Regions from separate parts of the Homo sapiens genome. Here region 1 is linked to region 2. The links are chromatin loops, found by intact Hi-C in ENCODE. Cell type or tissue: HCT116. All regions are shown on one strand. Links, peaks and the distances in the headings refer to the core of each region. The heading gives the core; the rest is flanking DNA.

Region 1 (15,954 bases), core at 4,359-12,358, 330 kb after region 2:
TGCTGACCCAATGTGACAAAGCCATGCGTCCTGTGGCCTCAGCTGCCGGCATCTGTCCCAGATGTACACACAGATGCTGTTGGTGATTTAATGGCAGGCCCATTGGAAATTTGGCTTGGAGCCTCCATTGTCTCTGCATTTTGTAACCTGGTCCTGGGCAGGGGGCTGGCGGTGGAGGCCACTTTTCGTGGGAACTCAGGCAAGGAGGAAGTGTGAATCGTCAGACCGGGACCCAGGCCAGGAGAGTGAGAAGAAAGCTGGGGCCTTTGCCAAGGCCCAGGGCCCTCGGGAGCTTCCAGCTGGATGGGGCCTTGTGGGCTGAGCCAGATGTGAACCAGGAACGGCACAGAGTTGCTGGCGACTCATTGACTGCAGGGGAGAGAGACAATGAGTAAGCTGACATGACGGTCCAGAGGGTGGAGTTGCCATCCAGGCACACAGGGGCCTCCCTTCACCCAGGAGAGCAGCTGATCCATTTTGAGGGAGCAGAGAGGAATCTTAGAGGAGGGACTCCTAGTGTGTCCTGACACCCAAGAGATGAACAAAGATGGACTGGGGGAGAAGGGAGAATGGCCTTTCTGGTGGAGGAAACAGCAGGAATAAAGGGCATATCAATGAGGAAATGTCTAACCCATTTGGGGAGCTTCTTTTTATTTTTTTAATTTTTGAGACAGGGTCTTGTTCTGTCTCCTAGGCTGGAGTGCAATGGCACAATCTTGGCTTACTGCAGCCTCAACCTCCTGGGCTCAGATGATCCTCCTACCTCAGCCTCCTGAGTAGCTGTGACTATAGGCTTGTGCTACCATGCCCGGATTTTTTTTTTTTTTTTTTAAGATGGAGTCTCGGCCGGGCATGGTGGCTCATGCCTGTAATCCCAGCACTTTGGGAGGCTGAGGAGGGCAGATCACGAGGTCAGGAGTTTGAGACCAGCCTGGCCAACATGGGGAAACCCCGTCTCTACTAAAGATACAAAAAAATTAGCTGGGCGTGGTGTTGCACATCTGTAATCCCAGCTACTTGGGAGGCTGGGGCAGGAGAATCACTTGAACCCAGGAGGTAGAGGTTGCAGTGAGCTGAGATCATGCCATTGCACTCCAGCCTGGGCGACAGGGCGAGACTCCATCTTAAAAAAAAAAAAAAATGGAGTGTCACTTTGTCACCCAGGCTAGAGTGCAGTGGCACAGTCTTGGCTCACTGCAACCTCCACCTCTTGAGTTCAAGCGATTCTGCTGCCTCAGCCACCCGAGTAGCTGGGATTATCGGCTCGCACCACCACACTCAGCCAATTTTTGTATTTTTAGTAGAGACAGGGTTTCACCATGTTAGCCAGGCTGGTCTCAAACTCCTGACCTCAAGTGATCCACCTGCCTAAGCCTCCCAAAGTTCTGGGATTACAGATGTGAGCCATCGTGCCCAGCCTAATTTTTTTATTTTTTGTAGATACAGGGTCTCACCATGTTGCCCAGTCTGGTCTCGAACTCCTGGGCTCAAGCAATCCTTCTGCCTCAGCCCCCAAGTGCTGGGATTACAGGCGTGAGCTAACGTGCCCAGCCTAGGGAGTTTCATGTAGTCCAGTCTGTCCCAAATTTTACATGTGGAAAACAATGTGGCAAGTAATAAGTTTGGAGATATGGAAAGAGTGCAGGGAGTGGGAGGCCCCGATGCCAAATACTGCATGGGACGTACTCATACTAAAAAAAAAAAAAAAAAAAAAAAAAGGATTTCGTATTTATCTGAAATTCAAATTTAAGTGGACATCCTCTATCTTTATTTGCTGAATCTGACAACTCCAGCCTAGGGCCAATTTGGACCAAATTCCTAGGTAGTGGAAGTCATCAGAGGCTTTTTATTTTACTTTTTATTATTATTTATTTATTTGTTTGTTTTTTTGAGACTGAGTCTCACTCTGTTGCCCAGGCTGGAGTGCAGTGGCATGATCTCTGCTCCCTGCAACCTCTACCTCGGGGTTCAAGAGATTCTGCTGCCTCAGCCCCCCGAGTAGCTAGGATTACAAGCACCTGCCACCATCCCTGGCTAATTTTTGTACTTTTAGTAGAGATAGGGTTTCATCATGTTGGCCAGGCTGGTCTCAAACTCCTGACCTCAGGTGCTTCACCCACCTCAGCCTCCCAAAGTGCTGGGATTACAGGTGTGAGCCACTGCATTTGGCCCCAGTGGCTTTCAGAAGGGAGGTGACAGGATGAGATTTGCGTCTGAGCAGATGGTCAGCAGCAGGACTGAGGGGCAGGACCCAAGCGGGGGAGACCAGCTGGGAGACTGAGGCTGGGCTGAGAGACAGGCTGTGTGGAGGAAGAGTGGGTGGACTGGTCGGGATTTATTAAAGAGGTAAAGGCAGGCCGGGCGCGGTGGCTCACACCTGTAATCCTAGCACTTTGGGAGGCTGAGTGGGTGGATCACCTGAGGTCGGGAGTTTGAGACCAGCTTGGTCAACAAGTTGAAAACCCATTCTCTACGAAAAATACAAAAATTAGCTGGGCGTGGTGCTGGGCACCTGTAATCCCAGCTACTTGGGAGGCTGAGGCAGGAGAATTGCTTGAACCTGGGAGGCAGAGGTTGCAGTGAGCCGAGATTGCACCACTGCACGCCAGCCTGGGCGACAGAGCAAGACTCTGTCTCAAAAAAAAAAAAAAAAAAAAAGGTAAAGGCAGTGAGTCTTGGCAATTAATTGGGTGTGGAAATAGAAAATGGGCAGTCAAGTTTGACATCCAAGTTTCTGGGCCACTAGACAAATGGTGATAACTATTTTCTTTTTTTTCTTTTTTTCCTTTTTTTTTTTTTTTTTTTTTGAGATGGAGTCTCGCTCTGTCGCCCAGGCTGGAGTGCAGTGGCGCGATCTCAGCTCACTGCAAGCTCTGCCTCCTGGGTTCATGCCATTCTCCTGCCTCAGCCTCCCAAGTAGCTGGGACTACAGGCACCTGCCACCAGGCCTGGCTAATTTTTTGTATTTTTTTTTTAGTAGAGACAGGGTTTCACCATGTTAGCTAGGATGGTCTCGATCTCCTGACCTTGTGCTCCGCCCATCTCAGCCTCCCAAAGTGCTGGGATTACAGGTGTGAGCCACCACACCCGGCCTCTTTTTTCTTTTACTTTTTTTTTTTGAGATGGAGTCTTGCTCTGTCACCCAGGCTGGAGTGCAGTAGCACAATCTTGGCTCACTGCAATCTCTGTCTCCTGAGTTCAAACAATTCTCCTGCCTCAGCCTTTCGAGTAGCTGGGATTACAAGTATGTACCACAATGCCCGCCGAAGTTTTTTGTATTTTTAGTAGAGACGGGGTTTCACCGTGTTGGCTGGGCTGGTCTCGAACTCCTGACCTCAAGCGATCCGCCCACCTTGGCCTCCCAAAGTGCTGGGATTACAGGTGTAAGCCACTGCTCCTGGCTGGTGGTGACCACTTCTGAGCTAGAAGTACAGGAGGAGAGGCAGGTTTGGGAGGAAGGAGAAGCAGGGTCTAGCTTCCGTCGTGTGGATCTGAACAGCCTGAGGCCATCCAAGAAGAGATGTCTGGGGACAGCTGGAGATGTAGGTCTGGAATTCAGGTGAGAGGTCAGAGCTGGAGGTTGACATTTGGAAAAGATCAGCCTTTGGAGTGAAATTGAAACCATGGGAATGGATGAACACACTCAGGGAGAGGGTGCAGGGTGAGAAAGGAAGGGAACCAGAACAGACCCCTGAGAATAGTCATGGTTTCGAAGAAGCAGAAGGAAGAGAAGCCAGCACACTGGAAGCAGAGACAGAGACCAAAGAGGTAGGAGAAAGGCAGGAGGGGTCTTTGGGACAAAATATTCCCCCGGCAGATAAAACAGGAGAGCACTGAAAGAAGGAGAGTGAGTTTGACGGTGTCAAGTGCTACCAAGATATCAAATAATACGGAGAAAAAACATAGTCTATTGGATCCAGCTACTGGGGACCTGATAAGGGAAGTTTCAGCGGAGTGGTGAGGGCAGAGGCCAGATTAGAAGGGTGAGCGGGGAGTGGAGGCAAATCTACTCTGGTCATGAGCCGCTTAAACATGGTGGATTGGCCATAGGCATGCATCTGCTTTCCCTCCTCAGACACCACTAACCTGACAGTAAAGGAATAATCTAAGCTGACCTATGATGACAAAGAAGCTGGGAGAGGAGGCATCTGCCAAGTAAAGATTCCAACCAACCTTTGGAAGATGGCATGCTAACAGAGAAGTACCAAGGTCACCAGTGGTTATGACCCAAAGTGCCCATGGAGGAGACACCAAGGCCAATTTGTCCTGAAACATCCCCGAGAGGTCCAAGTCTTGGAGGGAACAGGGTGCAGCTGGAAGTCTGAACATGGAGGAGTTGTCTCCCAAGCCTTCTCCCTATCCCATGCAGCCAGATGACTAAACCCACAGGCCTAAAAACAGCATTTTCTTCCTGGAGGAATTGAACTCAAAAGGCCCCAGACTTGTTCAGACCAGGCACAGCAGAGAACAAGACTGCAAACGGGGATTAGGGATACGCATTCTGAATGGCAGGATTCCAGACTTTTTTCCTTCACCTGCTCCCAGAATGCCAACAGCCCGGGGTGTCTCCTCCATGCCCTACCCCAAGCAAGAGATTGGAGGACTTTTCTTTCTTTCTTTCTTTTTTCTTTTTGAGACAGAGTTTCACTCTTGTTGCCCAGGCTGGAGTGCAATGGCGCGATCTCGGCTCACCGCAATCTTCGCCTCCTGGGTTCAAGCGATTCTCCTGCTTCAGCCTCCTGAGTGGCTGGGATTACAGGCATGCACCACCACACCCAGCTAATTTTGTATTTTTAGAAGAGACGGGGTTTCTCCATGTTGGTCAGGGTGGTCTCGAACTCCCAACCTCAGGTAATCTGCCCACCTTGGTCTCCCAAAGTGCTGGGATTACAGGCATGAGCCACTGTGCCCAGCCTGAGATTGGAGGACTTTTCTTTTTAAGCTGCTAAGTCCCAAAGAATATGCTTTCTGCTGATGGTATGATGAGAGCTCTGCACACACTTCAATCACCTTTCAGTGAAACCCAACTGTGAGAATCGAGCTTCCAATCACCTTTTTAAAGTTCCTTTCACGTTAGTGTTTTTTAAGAGACAACTAGAATTTCTTTTTTCCTTGTTTGGTTTTTGTTTGTTTGTTTGTTTTAGACAACTAGAATTTCTAAAAAGAATCAAATGAGGCTGGGCGTGGTGGCTCATGCCTATAATCCCAGCACTTTGAGAGGCTGAAGTGGGCGGATCACTTGAGGTCAGGAGTTAGTTGGAGACCAGTCTGGCCAACATGGCGAAAACCTGTCTGTATCAAAAAGAACCCACAAAAATTAGTCAGGCATGGTGGCGGTCGCCTGTAATTCCAGCTACTCAGGAGGCTGAGGCAGGAGAATCACTTGAACCAGGGAGGGAGAGATTGTAGTGAGTCAAGATCGTGTCATCGCACTCCAGCCTGGGTGACAGAACGAGACTCTGTCTCAAAAAAAAAAAAAAAAAAAAAGAAAGAAAGAATCAAATGAATATTCTAAAACTAAAAAATTACATGCTGAAAATAAGCATCCAAGGCCAGGCGTGGTGGCTCATGCCTGTAATCCCAGCACTTTGGGAGGCCGCGGTGGATGGATCACCTGAGGTCGGGAGTTCAAGACCAGCCTGGCCAACATGGTGAAACCTTGTCTCTACAAAAATACAAAAATTAGCCAGGCGTGGTGGCGGGTGCCTGTAATGCCAGCTACTTGGGAGGCTAAGGCGGAAGAACCACTTGAACCTGGGAGGTTGCAGTGAGCCAAGATTGTGCCATTGCACTCCAGCCTGGGCGACAGAGTGAGACTCTGTCTCAAAACAAAACAAAAAAAAAAGAGGAGAGAAAGAAAATAAGCACTCCATAGATGGGTTTCACAGAAGATTGGAAACAAGTAAAGCCAGGACTAGCATACTGAAAGATGGGTGTGATTAAAACTATCCAAACTGAAGCATAGAAAAAAAAAGTAAAAATAAAACATAAAAGAGCATAAGACATAAATACAACACACATGAAAGATCTAACATAATATAAATATGGTTTGAGAAAGAGAAAATTAGGAAGAAGCAATATGTTAAGAGATAAAGACCAAAACTTTTCTGAATCTAACAAAAGACATCATACTATAAATTCAATAAGCTCAGCAAACCCAAAACAAAATATAGACAAACGAGCTACATTAGAGTACATCAGAATAAGATAGTCAGAAACCAAAGGCAACGAGAAAATTTTAAAAGCACCATAGGACAGCCAGGTGCAGTGGCTCACACCTAGGATTACAGAATCCTAGCACTTTGGGAGGCTGAGGCAGGAGGATTGCTTGAGTCCAGGAGTTCAAGACCAGCCAGGGTAACACAGCAAGACCTCATCTCTACTAAAAATTAAAACAATGAGCCAGGCATAGTGGCGTGAGCCTGTGATCCCAGCTACTTGGGAGGCTGAGGTGGGAGGATCGCTTGAGCCTTGGAAGTTGAGGCTGCAGTGAGCTGTGATTGTGCCACTGCACTCCAGCCTTGACAACGGAGAGAGCCCCTGTTTCAAATAGAAGTAAAGTACCACAGGAAAGATGTATTTCCTTGAATATTTACCCTCACCCTCATCCCTAGAAATAGCAGCTGTTATCTACTTTTTTTTGTTTGTTTTTGAGACAGTTTTGCTCTGTCTCCTAGGCTGGAGTGGAATGGCGTGATCTCAGCTCACTGCAACCTCTGCCTCCCAGGTACAAGTTATTCTCATGCCTCAGCCTCCCAAGTAGCTTGGATCACAGGCATCTGCCACCACGCCCGGCTAATTTTTTTTTTTTTTTTTTTAGCAGAGACAGCATTTCACCATGTTGGCCAGGCTGGTCTCGAACTCCTGACCTCAAGTGATCCTCCCACCTCAGCATCCCAAAGTGCTGGGATTACAGGTGTGAGTCACTGCACCCAGCCTTTACTTTGTTATTTTTAAATTCCTTCAAGTCCTCCCTTACCTCCTTAGTGGTTAACTACCATGTTTCCTTTTCTCTTTTTAAAAAATTTTCTTTGAGAGAGTCTCACTCTGTTGCCAGGCTGGAGTGCAGTGGTGTGATCATGGTTCACTGCAGCCAGGACCTCCCGGGCCCAAGCGATCCTCCCACCTCAGTCCCCCAAGTAGCTGGCACTACAAGCATGGACCACCACGCCTGGCTAATTAAAAAAAAATTTTTTTTTTTTTGAGATGGAGTCTTGCTCTGTTGCCCAGGCTGCAGTGCAGTGGCAAGATCTCAGTCCACCTCCCAGGTTCAAGCAATTCTCCTGCCACAGCCTCCCAAGTAGCTGGAACTACAGGCACGCGCCACCATGCCCAGCTAATTTTTGTATTTTCAGTAGAGACAGGGTTTTACTATGTTGGCCAGGCTGGTCTCGAACTCATGACCTTGTGATCCGCCCACCTCAGCCTCCCAAAGTGCTGGGATTATAGGCGTAAGCTACCTCGCCTGGCCAAAAGATAGAAGAATTTTTTTTTTTTTGGTGGAGTCTCACTCTGTTGTCCAGGCTGGAGTGCAATGGCACAATCTCGGCTCACTGCAACCTCTGTCTCCTGGGTTCAAGCGATTCTCCTGCCTCAGCTTCCCGAGTAGCTGGGATTACAGGCGCCTGCCACCACGCCCAACTAATTTTTGAATTTTTAGTAGAGACGAGGTTTCATCATGCTGCCCAGGCTGGTCTTGAACTCCCCACCTCAGGTGATCCTCCCACCTTGGCATCCCAAAGTGCTGGGATTCCAGGCATGAGCCACTGCACTCGGCCAAAAAAAAAAAATGTTTGTTTTGTCAAGTCGAGATCTCCCCATGTTGCACAGTCTGTTCTTGGCTCAAGCGATCCTTCCTCCTTGGCTTCCCAAAGTGCTGGGCTTACAGGCATTAGCCACCACATTTGGCCAAGTCCAAGCTTTCAACCACACCAGCAGATACAAAATAAGGTTTTCAGGTTCTGTCTGCTGTTCTTTCTACGGAGGCTCACTGCTGGGGACAAATTGGGCTCCCGGCAAAGAGCCCCTCCCACTGACTTCCTCTTCTGGGAGAAGAAAAACAAGAAGGGCAATGAAAAGTGGGACAAGCTGCAGCTATTCCTACCATCTCTTCCCACCCACTGAATCTCACCACAGAACAAGCAGCTGCAAGAGAAAAGGACTGGCCTTGTCTCTCAGGGGTCGGTCCTGCAGAGGGTGGGCTCACGATGCCAAGGGAGAAATATGGTGGTAACAGCATGGACCGGACCTGGGTTGGGCTCCAGGCACTGGCTTTTATTTTATTTTATCTCATTTTTTTTGAGATGGAGTTTCGCTCTTGTTGCCCAGGCTGGAGTGCAATGGTGCCATCTCGGCTCACTGCAACCTCCGCCTCCCGGGTTCAAGCAATTCTCCTGCCTCAGCCTCCTGAGTAGCTGGGATTACAGGCATGCGCCACCATGTCCAGCTAATTTTGTATTTTTAGTAGAGACAGGGTTTCTCCATGTTAGTCAGGGTAGTCTCAAACTCCTGACCTCGGGTGATCCGCCCGCCTCGGCCTCCCAAAGTGCTGGGATTACAGTTGTGAGCCACCACACCTGGCCTGATACTGGCCTTTTAAAGGGCAAAGCCATCCAATCCTCCAGGAAAACATGGGGAAGGAGAGTTCCAACATTTCCTGAGCACCTCCATGTCCGGCACTGAGCACATTCCATCTTTTCTCTCTCTCGCTCCTGACATTGACCTAGAAGGCCTGTCTGACATTAATTTGCCCCGGAGGCCTGAGGATGGTGTCAGCCTGCAGACTGCTGCTGTTCCTCAGCTCTCTTCTGCCCTGCTCGCCTCCCTCTATAGTCCTCAAGGCCCATCTGCAACCACTATCCCATCCATACCTGAGGTTGCCCTGGCTCTGACACTTGCATGACATTTGGGAGCTGCTCTAATGCCACCTTCTGGCTGGTACTAGAAAGATGAGGACCTGGCCAGGCACAGTGGCTCACATCTGTAATCCCAGAACTTTGGCAGGCCGAGGGGAGCGGATCACCTGAGGTCGGGAGTTTGAGACCAGCCTGGCCAACATGGTGAAACCCTGTCTCTACAAAAAATGCAAAAATTAGCCAGGCATGATGGCACATGCCTATAATCCCAGCTATTCGGCAGGCTGAGGAAGGAGAATCACTTGAACCCGGGAAGCGGAGTTTGCAGTGAGCCAAGATTGTGCCATTGCACTCCAGCTTGGGTGACAGAGCAAGACTCTGTCTCAAAAAAAAGAATAAAGGAAAAAAAGACGAGGACCCGGTCGTGGCTTCAGCCTCTCTGACCCAGGCCAGAGGGCCCAGCAATCCAGTTGTACATTGTCTGATTGGTTGGTTGATTGGTTGGTTTGCTCCCTGCCTTGCTGCAGAGAGGACCTCAGGCAGCTTCCAAGGATGCGTGATACACAACCAGAGCAGAAAAAAAGAGTAGGGGGAAAACAAGAAAGTAGCACAAGGGTGGGAGCACAGAGGATCCAGGAACAAAGCTAAAGTGCAGAACATAAGGATCTACTGTGGGGGAAACAGACCACAGACTCAGGATTTTTTTTTTTTTTTTTTGAGATGGAGTCTCACTCTGTCACCCCGGCTGGAGTGCAGTGGCCTGATCTCTGCTCACTGCAACCTCCACCTCCCAGGTTCAAGCGATTCTCCTGCCTCAGCCTCCCGAGTAGCTGGGATTACAGGTGCACACCACCACGCCCAGCTAATTTTTGTATTTTTAGTAGAGACGGGGTTTCACCGTGTTGGCCAGGCTGGTCTCGAACTCCTGACCTCAGGTGATCCACCCACCTCGACCTCCCAAAGTGCTGGGATTACAGGCATGAGCCACCATGCCCGGCCAGGATTTTTTTTTTCTAACTTCTTAATTTTATTTTATAAAGAGAAGGGTCTCACTGTGTTGCCCAGGCTGGTCTCAAATTCCTGGCCTCAAGCTGTCCTCCCACCCCAGCCTCCCAAAGAGCTGGGATTATAGGTGTGAGCCACCTGTAATCCTGGCCAACTCAGGTAATTTTGAAGATGGCTTTTATGGTCTACTTGGGCACAAAGGAATGCGGGGAACATCCACCAGCCATGGCTGGGTGACAACTCATGTTCGTTCTCAGCCTATCAGTTTTACACGTTCTCTTTATAAATGATTTCACACACACACACGCACACACATACATACACTCACCACCTCCTTCTGGAGCTCATGTTGAGATGTACAGGGGAGGGAGACCCTTGTAACACAGATTTGAAAAATAATTCAGATATGCATCTTGAAAACAAGGAGAGGCCAGGCGCAGTGGCTCATGCCGATAATCCCAGCACTTTGGGAGGCTGAGGCAGGAGGATCACCTGAGCCCAGGAATTTGAGACCAGCCTGGGCAACATAGTGAGACCTTGTCTCTACAAAAATTTAAAAAGTTAGCTGGGTGCAATGGTGTGTGCCTGTAGTCCCAGCGACTTGGGAGGCTGAGGCGGGAGGATCACTTGAACCTGGGAAGTCAAGGCTGCAGTGACCTGTGACCAGGCCACTGCATTCCAGCCTGGGCAACGGAGTGAGAGCTTGTCTCAAAACACAAAACAAAACAAACAGAGAGAGTTTCAGTAAACAAAATAAAGTATTTGTGTGAAAAAAGATTCAGATACACATTTGAAAAGAAAGTATTCTTTTGGAAGACAAAGGGAATATGATTCTGAAGGAGTGAAACATGAAGGATATTTCTATTGGTTGAGCTTGTAACTTTTGGGCCATGTGGCATGATGTTCTTTTGCTATGAGGGGCTGTATTCCCTCATCACTATACTTTTGCCACACATTGACTTTAAGCTTCCTAGCAAGTGGTGTGAAAAGGGAAATGTGGCCACTTACACAATGTCCAAAGTCTAGGAAGGATGACAAACCAATTGCTTAGGAGAAGCAGGACGCTGGTACTGAGATAGGAATAAGGTGCCCCTGGGCCCAATGGAGGGTTCCAGGGGAAGATGACAGAGCGGAGGGTGAAGAATGCCCTCGGTGACAGCCTTCCCATCACGCCAATCCAAAGACAGTACACCGCTTCCAAGGAGGCCAAGACCATGTGGGCTGCATGGCCCACTCTCTGCTGGCCTAGCCTTTCCCCTGGAGGTGTTTAGACTATCAAGATACAGACCCTATCTCTACAAAAACAACAATTATAATTAGCAGGCGTGGTGACACACACCTGTATTCCCAGCTAATTGGGAGGCTGAGGTGGGAGGATTGCTTCAGCCCGGGAGGTTAAGGCTGCAGTAAGCCATGATCATACCACTGCACTCCAGCCTGGGTGACAGAGTGAGATCCTGTCTAAAAAACAAACAAAACCCCCCCATACACAAAAAACTATCAAGAGGGTTGGTTCCCCTTCAGAGGACTTGATTTTTTGATTTATGGGACTCTGTGAGTACTTTGAGTTTGTGGTCCCTGTGGAAGCCTGGGAACTGAGTCTTTCTCTTAAGCCCCGAGCTGTCTGGAAAGGTACAGTCTCATTCATCTGCCTTCCAGCATCACTAGCTCCAGGGCTCCTCCCTGGAATGGAGGCCTCTGTCACCCTGCCTGGGTGGTCCTGCTATCAGGACACTGTACCAGGCTCCGGTGAGGGTCTCAGCCCCATAACCACCGAGTCACTGTCTCAGGCTCTTGGTTCCTTCCAGGCTGTGGTGAGGTCCCTCTGTTTTGGTTTGGCTGAGGTGGTTGAAATGAACAGGACTGCTCTGACCAGCTCACAGAAGGGGAAGTGGATGGCACGAGCACAGGTAGGGCAGCCAGGGAGCAGAGATTCTCTCAACACCCCCAAATCTCCAAATCAGGGTGCCTTGGGATGCAAATGGCAAAAATCCCAAGCTAACCTCGAGCAAAAGAAGGAAGAGGAGGAGGTATTGGCTTATCTGGCTTCAGGTACTGCTGGATCCAGCACTCCATCTTGCTTCCCTCATCTGCCTCCTCCCTGCTCATTCAACCTCTGGCTCAATCCCACCCTCTCAGCTGCCAGTGAGCAGTTTTTCTCTTCTTATCAGTTCTAACCATGGTCCCAGCCAGACACAAGTCTCACTGAGCCAGATGAGGTACCCGGCCCTTCTCTGAACCAATCACCACAGCCAGGGGGAAAGAATTACACTGATTGCCTAGGTCTGTGTCTCCACCCACTTCTAGGCAACTCAATCCCCTAGACTAAGGTTTTAGGAGTTCCTTAGGGAAAATGGACATCCAGAAGAGAGGCTGATAGGCAGAGACAGATCCATCCTTTCTATCCAGGAAGCCCAATACCGCTGGGCTCCCAGAGCCAGGGAGCTGGTGGGGGGCTGAGGTGGGCCCTGCAGGGCTATGGCATTCTGCTTCTCTCCTGTGCCTTTCCTCTCCTTTCTTTGGTGGCCCTTCTATTTCCCCTCCTAGTCCCTAGTCTGCCAATATGGAGACCCAAGCCACCCCAGGGCCAGGTGACACAAGCTCATGGAATCAGTCCATCTGGGTTTGAATCTTGGCTCTGTGTTTCTTAGCTGAGGGACTTGGGACACTTCACTTCATCCATCTGAATCTCATTGTCCTCCCCTGTGAAGTGGGCCAGGACAGGGCCACCCTCGTGGGTGGTGGCTGCCAGAGCTTCATGAGATAAGGCATTAAGAACACTTAGCAGAAGCTGCTGTGGAAAACAGTCTGGCGGCTCCTCAAAAAGTTAAACATAGAATTACCATATGATCCAGCAATTCCACTCTTGGCTATAGACCCAAAATAATTGAAAGCAGGGACTCAAACAGATGTCTGCACACCATCATTCATAGCAGCATTAGTTACAACAGCGAGAAGGTGGAAATAACTCAAGGTCACCAACAGATGAATGGATAAACACGATGTGCTAATGTTGACAGGGCTCAGGGCAGGATACCCCCGATACGGCATCTTGGCTTTTTTTTTTTTTTTTTTTGAGAAGGAGTCTCGCTTTGTCACCCAGGCTGGAGTGCAATGGCATGATCTTGGCTCATTGCAACCTCCGCCTCCCCAGTTCAAGTGATTCTCCTGCCTCAGCCTCCCGAGAAGCTGGAATTACAGGTGGCCGCCACCATGCCCAGCTAATTTTTTGTATTTTTAGTAGAAACGGGGTTTCACCATATTGCCTAGATTGGTCTCAAACTCCTGACCTTGTGATCCACCTGCCTCGGGCTCCCAAAGTGCTGGGATCACAGGCGTAAGCCACTGCGCCAGGCCCATCTGGGCATATTGACTATTTCAAGCTGAAGGAATTTGAGAAATGGCATGTTCAGGAAAGACTTTCTGACCTTCCCCTGTCAGGTCATAAAACCCACTTGTGAGAGGTGCCCTCTCTCTACCCAGAGGAAAGGAGCCTCCTAAACTCTGAAGATGAAAGGATGTCAAGAGGAATCTGAATGAACAGGCCTCAGTAAATTTCCCCTAGCTGATTACACTCAGCTCTTTGTCTATCCCATTCTTCCGTGACTTTCTGCTTTGTCGAACCTACCATAAAACCAGCCTGGGCAACACAGTGAGACCCCCATCTCTACAAAAACACAAAAATTAGCTGAGTGTGGTGGCACGCACCTGTAGTCCCAGCCACTCAGGAGGCTGAGGTGGGAGGATCACTTGAGCCCAGAAATTCAAGGCTGTGGTGAACCATGAGTGCGCTACTGCACTCCAGCAGACAACAGAGCAAGACTCTGTCCCAAAAACAAAAAATAAAAAACCTAGCATAAAAACAGTCAGGTTTAATGGCTTCTTTGCGTCTTCATTTCTTTATGAAAGCTCCTGTATTACATAGAACTTACATAAAACTCATCTGAAATAAATTTATATGCTTTTCTCTCTTTTTTTTTTGAGATGGAGTCTTGCTCTGTTGACCATGCTGGAGTGCAGTGGCGCAATCTCGGCTCACTGCAACCATTGCCTCACGGGTTCAAGCAATTCTCCTGCCTCAGCCTCCCAAACAGCTGGGACTATAGGCACAAACACACCACCATGCCTGGCTAATTTTGTATTTTTAGTAGAGACAGGGTTTCACCATGTTGGCCAGGCTGGTCTCAAACTCCTGACCTTGTGATCCGCTCGCCTTGGCCTCCCAAAGTGCTGAGATTACAGGTGTAAGCCACTGCACCTGGCCCTGTTTTTTTGGGACAGGGTCTTGTTCTGTCACCCAGGCTGGAGTGCAGTGGTGTGATCTCGGCTCACTGCAGCTTCTGCCTCCTGGGTTCAAGAAATTCTCCTGCCTCAGCCTCCTGAGTAGCCGAGACTACAGGTGCCCGCCACCACACCCGGCTAATTTTTTATATTTTTGGTAGAGACAGGGTTTCACCATGTTGGCCAGGCTGGTCTCGAACTCCTGACCTCAAGTGATCACCCTGCCTTGGCCTCCCAAAGTGCTGGGATTACAGGCATAAGCCACTGTGCCCGGCCAGTCTCTCATCTTTAATATATATATACACAAACACACACACACACACACACACACACACACACACACACACACACACAGACATATAAATTCGTCAGGGTTCTCCAGAAAGACAGAACTAGTAGGATACGTGTGTGTGTGTGTGTGTGTGTGTGTGTGTGTGTGTGTGTATACATATATATATATATATATATGAGTTTATTAGAAAGATAAACTTTCAGTTTAAAAATCAGGAAAGTCCTGGGCAAGGCGGAGTGCTTGGTCACCTGGCCTGCTGCTCAACTCTCTTGGTTTCCCAGTTCCACAACTCAGCAGGATATTGGTTTGGTTCAGCTCATTTTTCCTAGCCAAGCCACTCAGGTCACTAACAGACCTGCAAGGGTGTCCTTGGGGCAGGGGCTGACCCCTGGTAGGGGGCCTAGGGTCACGTGGTGGGGCATCCCTTTGAAAGGCCTGTGGGTGAAGCAGAAGCAGAATGGCTTCAGGGTAAGACCCCACCTGGGAAGGTTGGTGGCCACTGACCTCAAAGCTAGCACTTTGGAAAGCAGCCCAGTGGTGAGAGCAGGGGGACATCAGGCTTTCAATCTGCCCAGCTCAAGCCTGTGTTCCTCAGCCAGGTGCACCTGCCTGTGATCCCATTTACTTTGGAGGCTGAGGCAGGAGGATCACTTGAGGCCAGTTAGAGACCAGCCTGGGCAACATGGGGACACCCTGTCTCTACAAAAATTTTTGTAAAAATTATCTGAGAATGGTGGTGCATACCTGTAGTCCCTACTACTGGGGAGGCTGAGGTGGGAGGATGATATGATCCCAGGAGTTTGAGGCTGCAGTGAGCTGCTACACTCCAGTGTGGGGGACAGAGCAAGAGCCTGTTAAAAAAAAAAAAAAAAGGCCAGGTGTGGTGGCTCACGCCTATAATCCCAGCACTGGGAAGCTGAGGCCAGCGGATCACTTGAGGCCAGGAGTTTGAGACCAGCCTGGCCAACATGACAAAACCTTGTCTCTACTAAAAATACAAAAATTAGCCGAGCATGTTGGCAGGTGCCTGTAATCCCAGCTACTTGGGAGGCTGAGGCAGGAAAATTGCTTGAACTGAGGCGGAGGTTGCAGTGAATCGAAATGGCACACTGCACTCCAGCCTGAGCAACAGAGCAAGACTCCGTCTCAAAAAAAAAAAAAAAAAAACATGCTCCAATTCGTTTACCGGTCCCTTCCCCCACCCTCCTTTGCCCTGATATCACAACTTTGCCCAGAAAGGACTCAGAGACCCCGCCCCTGTACTTGGGCGTGACAGTGCCCTGGTGTGAGGGGGCATCTTCCGCTGACCACCCGACTGACCCCATCCTCTGGTCCCTACTGTACGCTGTGAGTTACAACAGTGACCATGACCATAGGGCCTACTATGTGCAGGGTGCTCAACAGCCCTCACATAAGTGTCACAACAGTCCTGGAAGGTCCCTCACAAGCGAGGAAACTGAGGCAGGAGCCACGAGATCACTGGCCTGTCTGTGGCTGAGCCAGACTTGAACCTGGTCTGTC
Region 2 (15,954 bases), core at 4,122-12,121:
GTAATAACAAAAAACTAGAGACAAACTAAATGTCTATCACTAGAAAGCTGTAATAGTAAATTATAGTACATCTATATTGTGAAATACTATGCAGCCATCAAAAAGAATGAGGCCCATGTATATGTCCTGATATGGAACAATGTCTAGGAAATACTTGGAGGGAAAAAAGCAAGGTGCAGAAAACTAAATAGTATGCCAACATTTGTTAAACTATAAGAGGAGGGCAAAGAAGACATGTATGTTTATGTAACTAGACATTGAGAGGGGTTTATTCCATGTATACATCTCTTCCTATTGTCCTGGATCTGTTGCTGAAGCCCAAACTTGAAAATAAAAAGCCCACAAGGAGCTCACATTCTACACTGAAAAAACTGCCAGTGGCTGGGGCCAGCTACCTTCTAGCAGGGAATTTGAAGAGCAGTTGTTGAAGAAGTCAGCTCTTGACCAACTTCTACCTCCACTCCACTACTCCCTCACCTATTCCCCATTTCCAACCCCATCCCCACAGACACACCATCACCAGTAATCTGTGGAAAGAAAGATTGGAGACATGGGAGGGAAGTCAGCCTTTAGGGAAATTGTAATGTCATGGAAAGAGACGCCTTCTTTCTGTCCCCTCATGGAGACTGTGTCCTCATCTAGAACCAAAGGAGAGGGGCTCCAAAAGAATCACCAGTGAGGATTGGGTGTGCCTGCAGGAAGATGGGACTGACAACTCCCTGGATATCTATCTGTTTGGGCAGCACTGATCTGCTCTGCCCTATTGCTTCCTGCACAAAGGAGAACACAGATGGAGAGAGACAGCACTGGAGGGGCTTTGGATGGTGTGGGGAGAACCTTAGATGAAGAGGGGCTGAAGTTGCTTCCCCTTATCCCTTCCTCCCACCTTGACTTTCTAGTCCCAGATTGGAGTACGGCAAAGAAGTGTCCATCAGAGAGGAGTGTGGCATAATGACACAAGCTAACCATCTGCTGGAAGATATAGCAAATGTGTGAGGGGTCACCTGTTCCTGGGAAGATGCCTGGAATCCTCCAGGTGTGCAGGTTGTTTGTCACCTGCTCTGGCTTCATTTCTGCTTGTATTTTTATAAATTGTTTTGTAAAAAGTAGATGTTATTTTATCCTTCATCTCTTCCCAGAGCCTAAACAATTAAAGTCATTTTCAGATCTCTCTGTTGTGTTTATTTAAACAAAATTAATTCATCTCCTCATTATAGGCTTAATTTTATTTGTTCATTTTCCTCTTATGCTTGTGAATTTTGGTTCATAGGCTTATCTTGAATTGGAGATTCCCCCCTACCCCTATGCTTGAATCTTTTTTGTTTAGTGGTTTTGGAGTTGCCACCGAGCCACACTCAGACTTTAAAATACTGGTGTCCCAATTCCTGAAGCAGTATTGAAGATTTAGAAGAACTAATACAATTTGTACTCTAAATTTTATTACCACATGTGTGTTCTACCTAATTTAAAAAACGAATATATTTTAATGTAGTTGATTAACTTCCAGTGATACATAATTTAATTAAAAAGAAATGGTCAAAAAAGCTAGTTTAACCAAAAAAAGTTGAGATCAGGTGCGGTCATGGTGGTATGGCTGTCGACATTAACCAAAACAGAAACAGCAATTAATATACTTCAAAATTTAGTAGGTTGACAAAGAAATCAAAATCAAGGGCATGAGACTCATTCGTCTCTGGGTATGAAAAAGGATTAGATTCAACTTATCACACTAAAAAAAGGTGATGCATAAATGTAACAATAAGTACATTCTGTATTCAATTGTAAAAGAAATTGTGTGTCCATTGAAATAGTGCCCTTTCATCTCCCCATACACCTTATACCACCCCCTCCCAAAAAATATCCTCTCGTGTCACAGCTTATGAGGGCATGACATTAATGAGGTAAAAAGCAAGCTTGAAATTTTCCCAGGAAAGCACCCTACCGGAGACTCATTTATTGTCATTGAAGCATTCCTTTGGCTGACGACCAGAAGTTGGTGGTTTCGACTTAAGAGGCCATGTTACATGAAAAAAAAAAAAGAATGCATCTTTGAACTTTGTTTGTTTGTTTGTTTGTTTCGAGACTAAGTCTGGCTCTGTCACCCAGGCTGGAGTGCAGTGATCTTGGCTCACTGCAACCTCCACCTCCCAGGCGCAGGCCACCCTCCCACCTCAGCCTGGGACCACAGGCATGTGCCACCATGCTTGGTAAACATCTTTCAACTTTAGATTCACACTCAGTGGGGCATAATGACCACACCGTGAGATCCACATGGAAACTGAGACCTACTGAGAAAACATTTAACTCTTTCATTGCATGCTCACTCCAAGGCATGCACTTATTCAGAAAAAGGGAAGGGAGATTGATATCTAAATTATTTCTTTATTGCTTTTTCTGACTTTGTACATTTAGTTGAAATAATGCGAGTTAAAAGCATGTGTGATGTAACACAACTGAATTAAAGTGATGATGAAGGTGCTGTTGAGAACTGAGATTTTACTCTACTTGCAAGCTAACAAGCCAGCCTGCCAGTTTCATGGATACAGGCAGAAGATGTGAGACTTCTGAGTCAAAGACAGAGGTCTGTATTATTCACAGCACAGCAAGCAGCATGAGCATCAGCATATGTGCATCAGTTCTCTTTGTGCCAAAGACCCATGGGCAGTGATATGAAGGGGTACCAGCACACACAGTGGATTGTATTACAGAAGAACCCTGAGCTTAGGGAAATCACATATTTTATAATGGGAAGTAATTATATCTATTTTTGCTGTAGAGGGAAACACTATCTCTATCCTCCAAGCCTGCCCTACAAACATCCTTGAAAAGACAGTCTAGGACAAAGGGCAGTCAGTGCCTATGCTCACAAAATGTACAGAAACATGAGACCCATGGAAGGTCATCTCCCAACAGGGGCAGGATTTTTTGTATTGTAGAATATAGTACTGTATTTGGTGGAGGGAGTTAATGAGTAAATGGTATGCTATGGAGGAAAGTATATGGTTTTGAGACTCAAACTGACTTCAGTTTCATTTCCTGTGACCTTAGACAAATCACTTAACTTCTCTCTTTTTTTTTTTTCTTCCTGTCTCACTTGGTCACACAGGCTGGAGTGCAATGGCACGATATCAGCTCACTGAAGCCTCCACCTCCTGGGCTCAAGCACTCCTCCCACCTCAGCCCCCCAGGTAGCTGAGACTACAGGTACGTACCACCACATCTGGCTAATATGTGTGTGTGTGTGTGTGTGTGTGTGTGTGTGTGTGTATTTTTTGTAGAGACAGAGTTTCTTGATGTTGTCCAGATTGGTCTTGAACTCTTGAGCTCAAGGGATCCACCCACCTTGGCCTCCCAAAGTGCTGGGATTACAGGCATAAGCCACTGTGCCTGGCCCAAATCACTTAACTTCTCTGAGCCTCAACTATAAAATCAGATAATAGATTTTCCCCTCACCCATACACACACGGAATTGTTGTTCAGATTAACTGGGAAAGTGTAACTGAAAGTATGTGGTACAGTATCTAGAATATTCCACGCATTCAACAAATGCCTGGTCCTTCTCTTCTCTCCTACCTTTATTCACTGATTCCCTCATCCATGTGAATCAGGCACACACTTAGGTTCCTGCCAGAGCCCTGAACCCCTTCCCCAGTTGGAAAGCACTTCTTGAGTACCTGCTTAGAATACATGGGTTCAGATGCTGCAAACAAGAGACTAAAGAATGATAGTGGCTTTCACAAGATAGAAATGTATTCTTCCCGCACATGGAAGTCTGGGTAAGTAGTACAGAGGTGATATAGCAGCTTGAAGGCAGCAAGATGTAAGTTCCTCCTTGGTTATGGCACTGCCACCCCCAAATCATGCTTCTATATCATGGCTCAAAATACTTACTCCAGCTAACACCAGGAGAGGGGAGAAAAAGAAGTAGATAGCACATGCCTTCCTGTTAAGTGTATGACCCAGAAGTTGTACCTATTGCTTTTGCTGACATCCCATTGGTAGGTCACATGGTCACACCTAGCTGAAAGGGATGCAGAGAAATTTAGTCTTTGTTCTGGGGAGGATTATTACTAATGAGGGAAGAAAAGAATGGATACTGAGAAACAACCAGCTATTTTTGCCATACCATCCTTCATTGCCTAAAAGGGGGGCAGGTGTTAGAGCACCTTGAAGGTCCAGGGAGGCTGATGTTAAACCCTGAGGCCACCAAGGTGAGGACAGGGACCATCAGTGGACCATGAAATCTTTCCCACCAGTGCAGTTCCCTTAGGATGCCCATTTGGGGCTCTATGCAGGACTCTGAATAAATAGCATTCCTTTGCCTCGTCTGACTTCTGAACAAGTTGAGATATCAACAAAAAGATGCAGAGGAAGGCCAGAATATTTTCTTTATTAGTGATATTGCCAGGTTGGAGAAGAAACTTTTAGGGTTGGTAGCTGAAGGGTGCCACTAATAGTGAACCCCAGAAGTGGGCTGCAAAGACTAGGGCAGGCCTCCTGCTGAAGGGAGCAGGGCTGAGGAGCAGCTCCCTCCCTATCAGAAGAAGTGCTGAGTTGGGCATGACCAGGTATTCTCAAATGTACAATCCTTCATCCTTCCAGGAATGGATAAAGCACGGAGAGGAACCAAGAATGTGCTCAGAAAAAAATCCTTCCTCACTGAAACCAGGACTAAGGAAAGGAGATTCCCTTCTACCATCCATGGTGAGCAAAGAGTGGGGCTTGGAATTAGCAGCGGGGGGTGGGGAGGGGGGAAGAAATACCAGTGGAAGCAAGCATAATAGTGCCTACAAATACATGAGGGACCCAAACTGACAAGTCAGAAATCATCCAACACTGTAATTGGATTTCAGTCCCAGCCTTGCTTCTTAGTAGCTGTGTGGCTTTGGAAAGTTCCTTAAGGTCTCTAATTCTTCATTTCCTTGTCTCAAAAATCAGGAAACAGCAGCATTTAATACCTATGTGAATTATTAAGAGAAAATGAAGCAGAGCATGAGAAGCTCTTAGCATAGTGCCTGGTAGGGAATAAACACTCAGGAAACAGAAGCTGCTAGAATTATTTCCAAGAGCCAATACATAGCTCCTGAAAGCAGTTTCCCCAAGTAAGTTAGGAAAGAAGAAAACCTTTATCTGCTATCATAGAATTCAACAGAAATCAGAAAGTTTTCTTTAGAGTAATACAAATAATTGGAGAGAAGAGATGAAGAATGAGAAACAGGCCTCTCTGCATAGTATCTGGAACAATTTGGGCTAGGCCTTCACTTTCTCATATTCTTTGTGCCATGAACACACATACACGCACGCATACATGCACAATAGACCAGTCAAGATTCATCTAGAGGTGATATAATAAATCCCTACTCTCAGGAAAGGATATTGCCTTTATAGATATATTAGTTAGGAGAGGCTAGGTTTTACTGTGTAAGAAATGACTCCAAAATCTCAGCGGATTTAAACCTTATCACAAAGGTGTGCTTCTTGCCCACTCTCTATGTCCATAATGTGTCAACTACTTCCCTGTTCCACACCATCTTCACTTTAGGACTCAGGCTGACGGAGCACGCTGCCTGTCTGTGTCTCTCCGTTTCTCTCTCTGGAACGTTGTCAGATGTCACGGCGGAGGGAAAAGAGACCTGGTGAGTGACGTGCTAAGTCTTCAAGCTTCTGCTCCAAAGTAGCACACATCACTTATGCTCAAATTTTCTTAGCCAGAGCAAGTCTTATAGCCTCATATTGATAGAGTTGGGGTGCATAATTCTCCTTTGGGGAGGTGAATATAGCTGAATGTAACCCAGTCTACCACAGTGGACTCCCCAAGAGCCAGAGAGACAGCCACTGAGAGCTGCTAATATCTGGCTGATCTGGGGCCTTCTCTTTGCCTCAGTTTATCCTCTGTGAAATGGAGATACCAGCACCCGTCCTGTGAACCTTACAGAGAAGGGCTAGGAATGCACGTGGGATCACCGACATGCATGTGGTTTGGCAACTGTAAACTACCACACTTGCATGAGAGGGTTTCAATACCAGTATGAGTGCATTGGAAGGGATAAGAACACATTATAAAACATTTCACCCCTTCTCTGCCCACAGGAATGACTTGCCGAATTTTTAGCCCATAACCAGGCACTGTGTAAACCGCTTTACCTCATTCAGTCTTTGCAATTATACCACAAGGTAAGTAATGTTATTAACTCCACTCACAGATGTGGAAACAACTGAGTGTCCATTGAGGAATGAATGGATGACAAAATGTGATACATGCCACATTTGGGGATATTGTTGATAATAATGGGATGTTATTCAGCCTGAAAAAGGAAGGAAATTCTGACACATGCGACAACAAGGATGAACCATTATGCTAAGTGAATTTAGCCCGTCACAAAGAGACAAATAGTATAGGATTCCACTTATATGAAGTACATAGAATAGTCAAATACAGAGACACAGAAAATTGGAAGGTGGTTCCCCTGGGGGTAGAGGAATGGGGAGGTATTATTTAATGAGTACAGTTTCAGTTTGGGATGATGAAAAAGTTCTGAAGATGGATAGTGGTGGCGGTTATACAACAATGTGAATGTACTTAGTGCTATTAAATAGTACACTTAAAAGTGGCTAAAATGGTAAATTTTATATTATCTATATTTTACCACATAAAAAAGCATATGACAGCAAAAACAAACAAACAAACAAAGCTGAAAAAACCCACAAGTCTTAAAATGCCTTGAAACTTTGAGCAATTTGGCTCACACAACAGATCCTTTAGCCACTATGTAAGTAGGTGATGGCATTTTAGTAGCTGATACTGCTTATAAATACTTCCAGGTGTAAAAGTTGCTATTAATAATTAATTGGGGATCTGGCTGGGATAGGGGTAAGGTGGATAAAGCACTGAACTGGGAATGAGAGCTTGAGGTTAGGACTTAGCTGAAACCAGCGGTGTGACCTTGGCTGGGTAGCTTCCCCTCTCTGGGCCTCAATTTTCCTATCTGGAATGTAGAGAGGTTAGTTGATCTTTTCAGTTCAATTTTATTTTTCAGACCAAAGGACCACAGTCTTGCAGGGCAGTTCAAGTAGATGGGGCTCTATCTCCTCTTCCGTTCTCTCCCAATAACCACCTCCCCACCAAAAGAAAAAACCCATAGCAAAAAAATATATTTTTTGAAGGGCTTTATGAATTGGACTTCTGTTCAAAAACTTTAAAAACAGCTGGATAAGGGAATCTCTGAGGGCTCTGATACTCTGTATTTGCTTACTGGTGAAGCTGTGAGATTAAGGAGAGGCCGCTGGGTTAACCATGCATTCATTCATCAATGACTAATGATTGAGCTCAAACCTGGGCTCCTGTCTCCTCCTGTCCACTGAAGCCCTTCAGTGACCACCTTCCCGTTTTTCTGTAGAGTCCCTTATATGGGCCGATGGGGAAGAGACTATGGATGCCTTTTAACTGAGCCCTCATAATGCGATAAAAAAACATAACAAAACAGATATCCCAGCAGCTATACAAGCAAGCGTTTTCAGAGCTCACACTGGAAACCAGACTCTCTAATCCTTATCAGTTGTTTCTCCAAGATTTAAATTCCAACTCTGCAGTTTATTAGCTCTGAGACTTGGGCAAGCATCTTAATCTCTCTGGGCCTCAGTTTCCTCATCTGTAAAATAGGTATGGTGGTCCCTAGTTTATTGGATTGTCGTGAAGGTTATAAATGTGTGTAAAATCCCACTTCACCGTAGCCCTCTATCATTTCCCACCCTCTTCTCTCCCTGCCAGGGAGTCAGTGCCCTCCTGGAGGAGGCTTACAATACAGCCTTCAAGGTTGACTCTGGGCATTGCTTCAGTACAGATTAGAAATTATTTTAGAATCCCCAGAGCATGGTATCTGCGACAAATTAAGCTAGACATAATTTTAAAGCATTTTTTATGTTTGAAAGTCTTTTGGTCTCACTCCTTGGCCTTTTTTTTTTTTTTCTGAGATGGAGTCTTGCTCTGTTGCCCAGGATGGAGTGCAGTGGTGTGATCTCTACTCACTGCAACCTCCTACTCCCTGATTCAAGCAATTCTCCTGCCTCAGACTCCCGAGCAGCTGGGACTACAGGTGCGCACCACCACGCCTGGCTAATTTTTGTATATTTTTTTTAGTAGAGTAGGGGTTTCGCCATGTTGGCCAGGCTGGTCTCAAACTTCTGACCTCAAGTAATCCACCCACCTCGGCCTCCCAAAGTGCTGGGATCACAGGCATGAGCCACTGCACCTGGCTCTTGCTCTTGACAAAGATCTTTTTCCCGTCCAGAGATTGGAGGGAAAGCTAAGGAGAAAAGGCAGCGTGAAGGAAGGAGAATTTCTTCCTGCCCATATATTTATTTTGAATTTTACAGGTTTAATGTCTGCCTTTCCTCACCCTGAGCTGAGTGGGAAAGGTACCATTTCTGGTGGGTTCACTGCTCGATACCCGGCCTAAGTATCTACAAGTTATAAAATCAGAAACAAAATATAATTAGTCTCATCAATAAATAAACCCAGGGCAGCTGGGCTTCACGGAGGAGTGACAAATGGCTCCAAGCAGTCTACATTTTAGGACAATAGCTGGGGTCACTGGCTTCCAAAAACTATGGGGAAAACCACTTCCGGCTTCCTGTATCCCTTCGTCTATTCTGGTATCAAAACGACAAATCCAGAGGAGCCGAATCAGGCGTGCTCCACCAGAGGGCGCAGCAGGCCCATGCCAGGCCCTCTTGACTGCCAGAACTCCCAGCCTGTGGCTACTGCTCCCATTTGTGTTGCTCAGGCACACCTGGTTTGGCAGCATTGTTTCCTCAGTCTCTTTGTTAGTTCCTCTGTTTTTCCAAGCCAGAAGAAAGTGAAGAAGTTTGCAGTCAGGTGGGCTTGGATTAAAATCCTGACTCTGCCGTCAGCTGAGATCTTGGCAAATTAGCATTGTGAGCTGTTGTATTAATATTAATTGGTGACTTCTTCCCAAGGCTGGGGAATCACAAAATCATAGACTCTTGGCACAAGAAGGGGCCTTTGAGATCAGCCCTTAGAGCCCCCACATGTCATGGATGGGGACACTGAGGCTCAGGCTAGACCAGAGCCCAAGTCTCTCAGCACATGGGCTGGGGTCCTCTCAGCTACACCCAGCTGCCTTCTTTCCAAAATCCATAAAACGATAAAGAGCATTCATCAATGAATGAATGAATGAAAAGATTAAAAGCCCTTTCAACCGACGAGCTCGTACCTTCTTTTAGAGCAAGGACTTTAGATCCAGACAAAAGCACAGACTGCTGTATCCCTCATCCAGCTTCAGCAATTACTTGACCTGTTCAGTCTCAGTCTCCTTATCTGAATGGTGCAGGGCATACTATGGGGATCATAAAAGCACCTACCTCACAGGGTTTCGTGAAGATTCAACGAGTGCATGCCTAAAATGCCAGCTCAGGCACCTAGAAGGCATTGAGAAAATGCTAGTTCTTTTTTTCTCCCTTCTCTCCTCCTCCTTTCTTTCCTTCCTTCCTTCCTTCCTTCCTCTTCTTCTTTCTTCCTTCTTTCTCCTTCCTTCTCTCTCTTTCCTTCTTTTTCTCTCTTTCTCTCCTCCTCCTTCTTCCTCTTCCTCTTCTTCTTCCTCTTCTTCCTTTTCTTCTTCTTCCATAAGCCAGAAACCAAAGGGTAGATGTTAGTTCTACATTTTAAAATCTAGGTTCCATAATCTTTCTGAGTCTCAGTGTTCTTGTCTATAAAGTGGAGAATTTTCAAAGCATTGTGGGAGGATTACATGGCACAACATATATAATAAAACCCACAAAACAAGGCCTGGTTCATGGTAGTGTACAAAATATATTAATAATAAATACTAGTTTATCCTCTTTCATGAAGTAAGGAATGACTGTTTCTAAGAACAAAGAGGGATAAGCCTGCATTCCTACCAATTCCAAAGACTTAGCAGATAGCATTCCCAGGAACACATCATTTCTCCTGAGTTATCCTATGTCATATTCCTACGGAGCTCTTGTCCAAGGTCTCACGAGCTAACCCAGTTTGAGACCCCAGGAGCTACTGCATTAGTTAAGTTCTTATCTTTTCTCTTCTGGACCTCTGTTGTAGCATCTATGCCTTAGATGGATGAGCGATGCCATCTGGCTGGAGATGTACCTCCTGGAAGTACCTTACTGGGCTGCAGCCACTGGTTAGGTCGGAATATAGGCTCCTTGTTGTATGAGCTTCCTAGGGCTGCTATAATAAAAGTACCATGAACTGGGTGGCTTGCAATAACAAAAATGTGTTCTCTCACAGTTCTGGAGGCTGGAAGTCCAAAATCAAGGTGTCAGCACAGCTGTGCTCCCTCTGAGACTGAGTAAATCCTTCCTTGCCCTTGCCCAACTTCTGGTGGTAGCCGGCAATCCTTGTTGTTCTTGGATTCTGGCTGCATCACTCCAGGCTGTACCTGTCATTGTCATATGGCTGTCTTCTCCCTGTGTTTGTATCTCTTCTCCTCTTCTTCTAAGGGCACCAGTCATATTGAATTAAGGACCCCCCCCCCCACACTCATATATGACCCATCTTAATTTCCATCTAAGTTGCATTTGCAAAGACCTCATTTCCAAAAAAGATCAGATTCAAAGGTACCAGGGGTTAGAATTTCAACATATCATTTTTTTTTCTTTTTGTGGGGCGACACAATTCAACCCGTAACATTGGTTAAAAGATCTCTAAAACACCTGAAAATTGGCCGGATTGGTGGCTCACACTTATAATCCCAGCACTTTGGGAGGCCGAGGTGGGTGGATCACCTGAGGTCAGGAGTTCGAGACCAGCCTGGCCAACATGGTAAAACCCCATCTCTACTAAAAATACCAAAATTAGCCAGGTGTGGCGGCGAGTGCCTATAATCCCAGCTACTTGAGAGGCTGAGGCAGAAGAATTGCTTGAACTCAGGAGGCAGAGGTTGCAGTGAGCCAAGATCGCGCCACTGCACTCCAGCCTGAGTGACAGAGTAAGACTCTGTTTCAAAAAAAAAAAAACCTGAAGATTTTAAGAGCTCTCCAATTTACTAATATTTATAATGTACATGTAAATCAACCAATAGAATTAACATGGTTATGTTAATTTATTGGAAAATTAATTATAATGTTTATGATTAGAAATTATATTACAAGCCATATATTTCAAGTATCATATAAATTATAATTATACCTATAATTGTTTGTAATTTATTAACTGTTAGAATAGTTAATTAATTTTGAAAAAAATAGCTGGGTGAGTGAAACAAAACATTTCTGTGGACTGAAAGGCTCTTAGGCCATCACTTTTCTTATTTATTTATTTATTTATTATTTTTTTCAGCTCACTGTAGCCTCTGCCTCCCGGGTTCTAACGATTCTCCTGCTTAAGCCTCCCAAGTAGCTGGGCTTGCCAGCAGGCCTGGCTAATTTTTGTATTTTTAGTAGAGACGGGTTTTTGCCATGTTGGCCAGACTGGTCTCAAACTCCTGACTTCAGGTGATCCACCTGCCTCAGCCTCCCAAAGTTCTGGAATTACAGACGTGAGCCACTGCACCCGGCCCATCACTTTTCAACTCCTGCCTCATGGACCATCAGAGTGATCATTCTACAAAGCAAATCCAACTATGTCACTCCCATGCTTAGTAACCCTCCATGATGGCCAACAGCTATCAAGAACAGCTGACAAATGAAACTGCCAACAACTACCTCCAGCTACGTCTCCACCACTTCCTGAAGCCTGTACTCAGGGAAAACATTGCTGCTTTAATCTGACACAGGACAGACATTCACTGGCCAAGACTTTGCTTGCTATATTTCCCCCAGAAACAGTCCCTAACTCTCCTACCTGCCTGCTTTTCTCTGTTTCTTATCCTTCATGGCCCAGCTCAAAAGCCACTTCCTCTGTGATGCCTGCCAGGCCTTGTAATATCCTCCTACCCCCAGGTTCCGTAGTACCTTGCTTCTGTATTTTGCAGGACTTCTCCCTGTTTTCTTGGTATTATAGTGAGATTATTCTATTACCCACTTCTCCCACTAGGCTAGGAGTTCCTGGAAGACAGGAATTTTACCTTGGTCATTGTATTAGTTTGCTAGGACTGCCGTAACAAATAGTACAGGCTCAGTGGCTTAAACAACAGAAAATTATTTTATTCTGGAGGCTACAAGTCCAAGATCAAGATGTCCAAGCGTTGCATTCTTCTGAGGGTTGGTTTCTTCCTTGGCTTGTGGATGACTGTCTTCTTCCTGTGTCTTCACATGGTCTTCCCTCTGTTTGTGTCTGCATCCTAATTTCCTCTTCTTTTTTTAGTTCTGGGTTTTGTCTTCCACTTTATTTAGATTTTTAAAGTATTTTTCTAACTTAAGGAGATTTCTTTTTTAAAATTCAACTTTGGCTGGGCACATTGGCTCACGCCTATAATCCCAGCACTTTGTGAGGCCAAGGCGGGTGGATCACAAGGTCAGGGTGGATCACGAGACCAGCCTGGCCAACATGGTGAAACCCTGTTTCTACTAAAAATACAAAAAAAAATTAGCTGGGTGTGGTGGTGGGCACCTGTAATCCCAGCTACTCAGGAGGCTGAGGCAGGAGAATCATTTGAACCTGGGAGGCGGAGATTGCAGTGAGCCAAGATCGCACCATTGCACTCCAGCCTGGGCAACAGGGCAAAACTCCGTCTCAAAAAAAAAAAAAATAACTTTTATTTTAAGTTCAGGAGTACCTGTGCAGATTTGTTACAGAAGCAAACTTCTGTCCTGGGGGTTTGTTGTACAGATTATTTTGTCACCCAGGTATTAAGCCTAGTACCCATTAGTTCTTTTTCCTGAGCCACTCCCTCCTCCCAACCTAAACCCTCCAATAGGCCCCTAATCTCCTTTTCTTATAAAGATACCATTCATATTGGATTAGGGCCCACCCTAGTGACCTCATTTTAATTTAATTACCTCATTAAAGACCCTGTCTCTAAATACAGTCACATTCTGAGGTACTGGGGGTTAGGACTTCAATTCAATTGGGATGTGGCTGAGTGGCACAATTCAGCCCACAACAGCCATTTCTTTAAATTTTTTAAATTTAATTAAATTTTTAAATATTTCAAATAATATAGAAATGTATTATTATTATTATTATTATTATTATTATTATTATTATAACCTCAAACAAAACAAGCCCTCCTTTCTCTGCTCTTTTCTACCCAACCGTTAATACTGCTACCAGGTCTGTTTCAAGCTTTTGCGTATATAAGGGTACATACATAAAGATATAACTTTGGTGTGTGTTTTCTCTTTTACATAAGTACGATCAAATTGTCCATATTGTTTTGCATATCCTGATCTTATTCATTCTTTTTATGTATGTGTCCAGTCTACCTCATGCCCTGACTCACAGTTTAGCTATGACTAAGCATGTTCAGAACATTTGTTGAGCTCTTAAGAAGGGTGGTCATGGAGTATAGGTCTGCTATGAATTGTCTGGCAGTCATTTAATATTGTATTATATTTTAGGTCTGTCAACCTGAAATAAACAGCAGAGAGACCAGTTCTCCAAAACAAAGAGTTTATTTGAGAATAACAGGGAATTGCGATTTTGGGTGCACATGCTGTGGTGGACCACAGGTGCACCAAAGGGGATGGGGCAAGAGGAAGCTTTTAAGAGAAAGGACGAGAGGCCAGGCTCGGTGGCTCATGCCTGTAATCCCAGTGCTTTGGGAGGCTGAGGCAGGTGGATCACTGGAGGTCAGGGGTTCAAGACCAGCCTGGCCAATATGGCAAAACCCTGTAACTACTAAAAATACAAAAATGAACCAGGCATCATGACGTGTACCCATAATTGCAGCTACTCAGGAGGCTGAGTCACGAGAATCACTTGAACTCGGGAGGCGGAGGTTGCAGTAAGCCGATAACGCACCACTGCACTCCAGCCTAGGTAACAGAGTGAGTCTCTGTCTCAAAAAAAATAAAGAAAGGAGGAAACGTACATGTAAGCTAATTTGAAAAAAAGACCATTGGTTACAGGAGCTTGTTGCAGGAGTTGGCATTAGCTTATTGGTGGAGACAGCCACTGTTGGACAAATGTCCCTGTGCAAGCCAGGTGGCTTATGTGGAATTTCTTGGATAGTTTCTGTTGTAGGCATACATGCATGAGGACCCTTCCTTCATGGCCTCCCCTCTCCATTTTGTGAGAGTTTAGCCTAAGTGACTCCATTTTGGTACTGGCAACTTTCACAAGTTTCATTTTTCTTGTATGTAAAATGGAGGACAATAATATTCATCTCCCAGGGTCCTGAAATGATCTGGTATTTGGAGGTTACCCTACCAGTTTTGTCCAAGCATCCATCCTGCATGACACCTGAAGTCCAATATCTTTATTCAGTTTCACTTCCTTGATGTTTCTCAGAGTCCTGAGGATGCTTCCTTGATGGACAGATCCACCTGGTGGGGGCCAACTCCTCTGGCCGGGCAGTTCTGCCAGGGCTCTGTGTCTGCTGCTGCTGCGCTTGCTGCTTCTCTTTACCCGGTCTCCTGACTCAGTTCCCCAAAACACACCAAATACCAGAAGGTTCAAGTTAGGGGATTTTTTTTTTTTTTTTTTAAATAGAGACTAGTCTCACCATGTTGCCCAGGCTGGTCTTGAACTCCTAGGCTCAAGTGATCCTCCTGCCTTGGCTTCCCAAGGTGTGGGATTACAGAGGGGAGCCACAGCACACCACCAAGTTAAGGGATTTTTACCAAAGCCTTCCTGATAGCATTGAGACAGGAATGATACAGCGTTGACACAGGAGAACAGCACATTCCAGGCAGCAGTTTTATATGACTAGCAAAAGGGAACTGTTTAAACAGCTGCAGAAGCTAGGGGCTGAGAAGACCCTGAAAAACCAGGGTGTGGGTCAAGCTGGCTAAGACCAACTAGACCCAACATGGCGCTGGATTTGACTTAGGTCTCACCTAGGACCTCATTATATGCTCATTAACATAGTCAATCACACACCCACCAGTGCCAGGACAGATCCTGGAACACCCATATTTGGTGTAAAAATGAGTGGCACCAGATTTCTGAGAAATCTTCACATTTTTCCAGGAATCTTCATGAATATTCCCCCTCTTGGTTAAAGAAACTCATGTAGATGGAAACTGCAAACCCGGTTGCATGACTGTCTCTCTCTTAAGTATACCTACACTCCCCTTTCTTTTTTCTTTTCTTTTTTTTTTTTTGAGACGAAGTTTTGCTCTTTGTTGCCCAGGCTGGAGTGCAATGGCGCGATCTCAGCTCACCGCAATCTCCGCCTCCCAGGTTCAAGTGATTCTCCTGCCTCAGCTTCCCGAGTAGCTGGGATTACAGGCATGCGCCACTGCGCCTGGCTAATTTTTAGTATTTTTAGTAGAGATGGGGTTTCTCCATGTTGGTCAGGCTGGTCTCAAACTCCTGACCCCAGGTGATCCGCCCACCTCAGCCTCCCAAAGTGCTGGGATTACAGGCGTGAGCCACTGCACCCGGCCCACACTGCCTTTTCTTGAGTGTGTACTTTTTGTCTTGCAATAACTCTCCAAACTTTCACTATTTTCTGATTTGTCATTGAATTCCTTCCCGCAGTGGCGTCAAAAGCCTGGACACCAGCCGGGGCCGAGGTCCTGCAGGTATTTGGGGAACTCCCCTAGCCCACTGATATCTGCATCATTAGTATTCTTACTATTCTCACCTCTCAGAGATCACAGTAGGTGAAGCTCTTCCCATACTTTCTGTCACTGTGTACCCCAGAAGCCGAGGGGGTAGGTTCTGTTAACACATCCATTTTGCAGGTGAAGAATCAGAGGCTCAGACAGGTTGAGGAACTTTGCCACGGTCACTCAGCCAATGGGTGGGAGAGCAAGGTCCCGTCCAAAGCATTTTCCAAGGTTTGGCTAGAATCAGTGGTGGAACCACAGCTAATTTCAGCTGTTTCACACAAACACATTAGGTAACTA

What was found. Peaks named below come from ENCODE experiments on the same cell type or tissue, not always from the same donor. Only the 100,000 strongest peaks of a DNase experiment are listed, where the experiment ranks them.
Region 1: a loop joins it to region 2, with 5 times the contacts of the local background. A loop is called at or near these places in 5 of 110 quality-filtered maps.

The regions. Positions count from the first base shown.
Region 1 is chr9:121,529,551-121,545,504 of GRCh38, forward strand. It overlaps LOC107987016 (a long non-coding RNA gene), which reads right to left. Exons shown (of 2, transcript XR_001746560.2): 2 at 1-369. Among named protein-coding and RNA genes, the nearest start is that of GGTA1, 38 kb to the left of the region's middle. In HCT116, for the core only: a CTCF peak has its summit at 8,898 (motif pointing left); a DNase peak (open chromatin) is centred at 8,911.
Region 2 is chr9:121,204,694-121,220,647 of GRCh38, forward strand. It overlaps a transcript of GSN not described here. Among named protein-coding and RNA genes, the nearest start is that of RAB14, 11 kb to the left of the region's middle. RefSeq lists an enhancer at 3,191-3,290. In HCT116, for the core only: a CTCF peak has its summit at 8,698 (motif pointing right); a DNase peak (open chromatin) is centred at 8,708.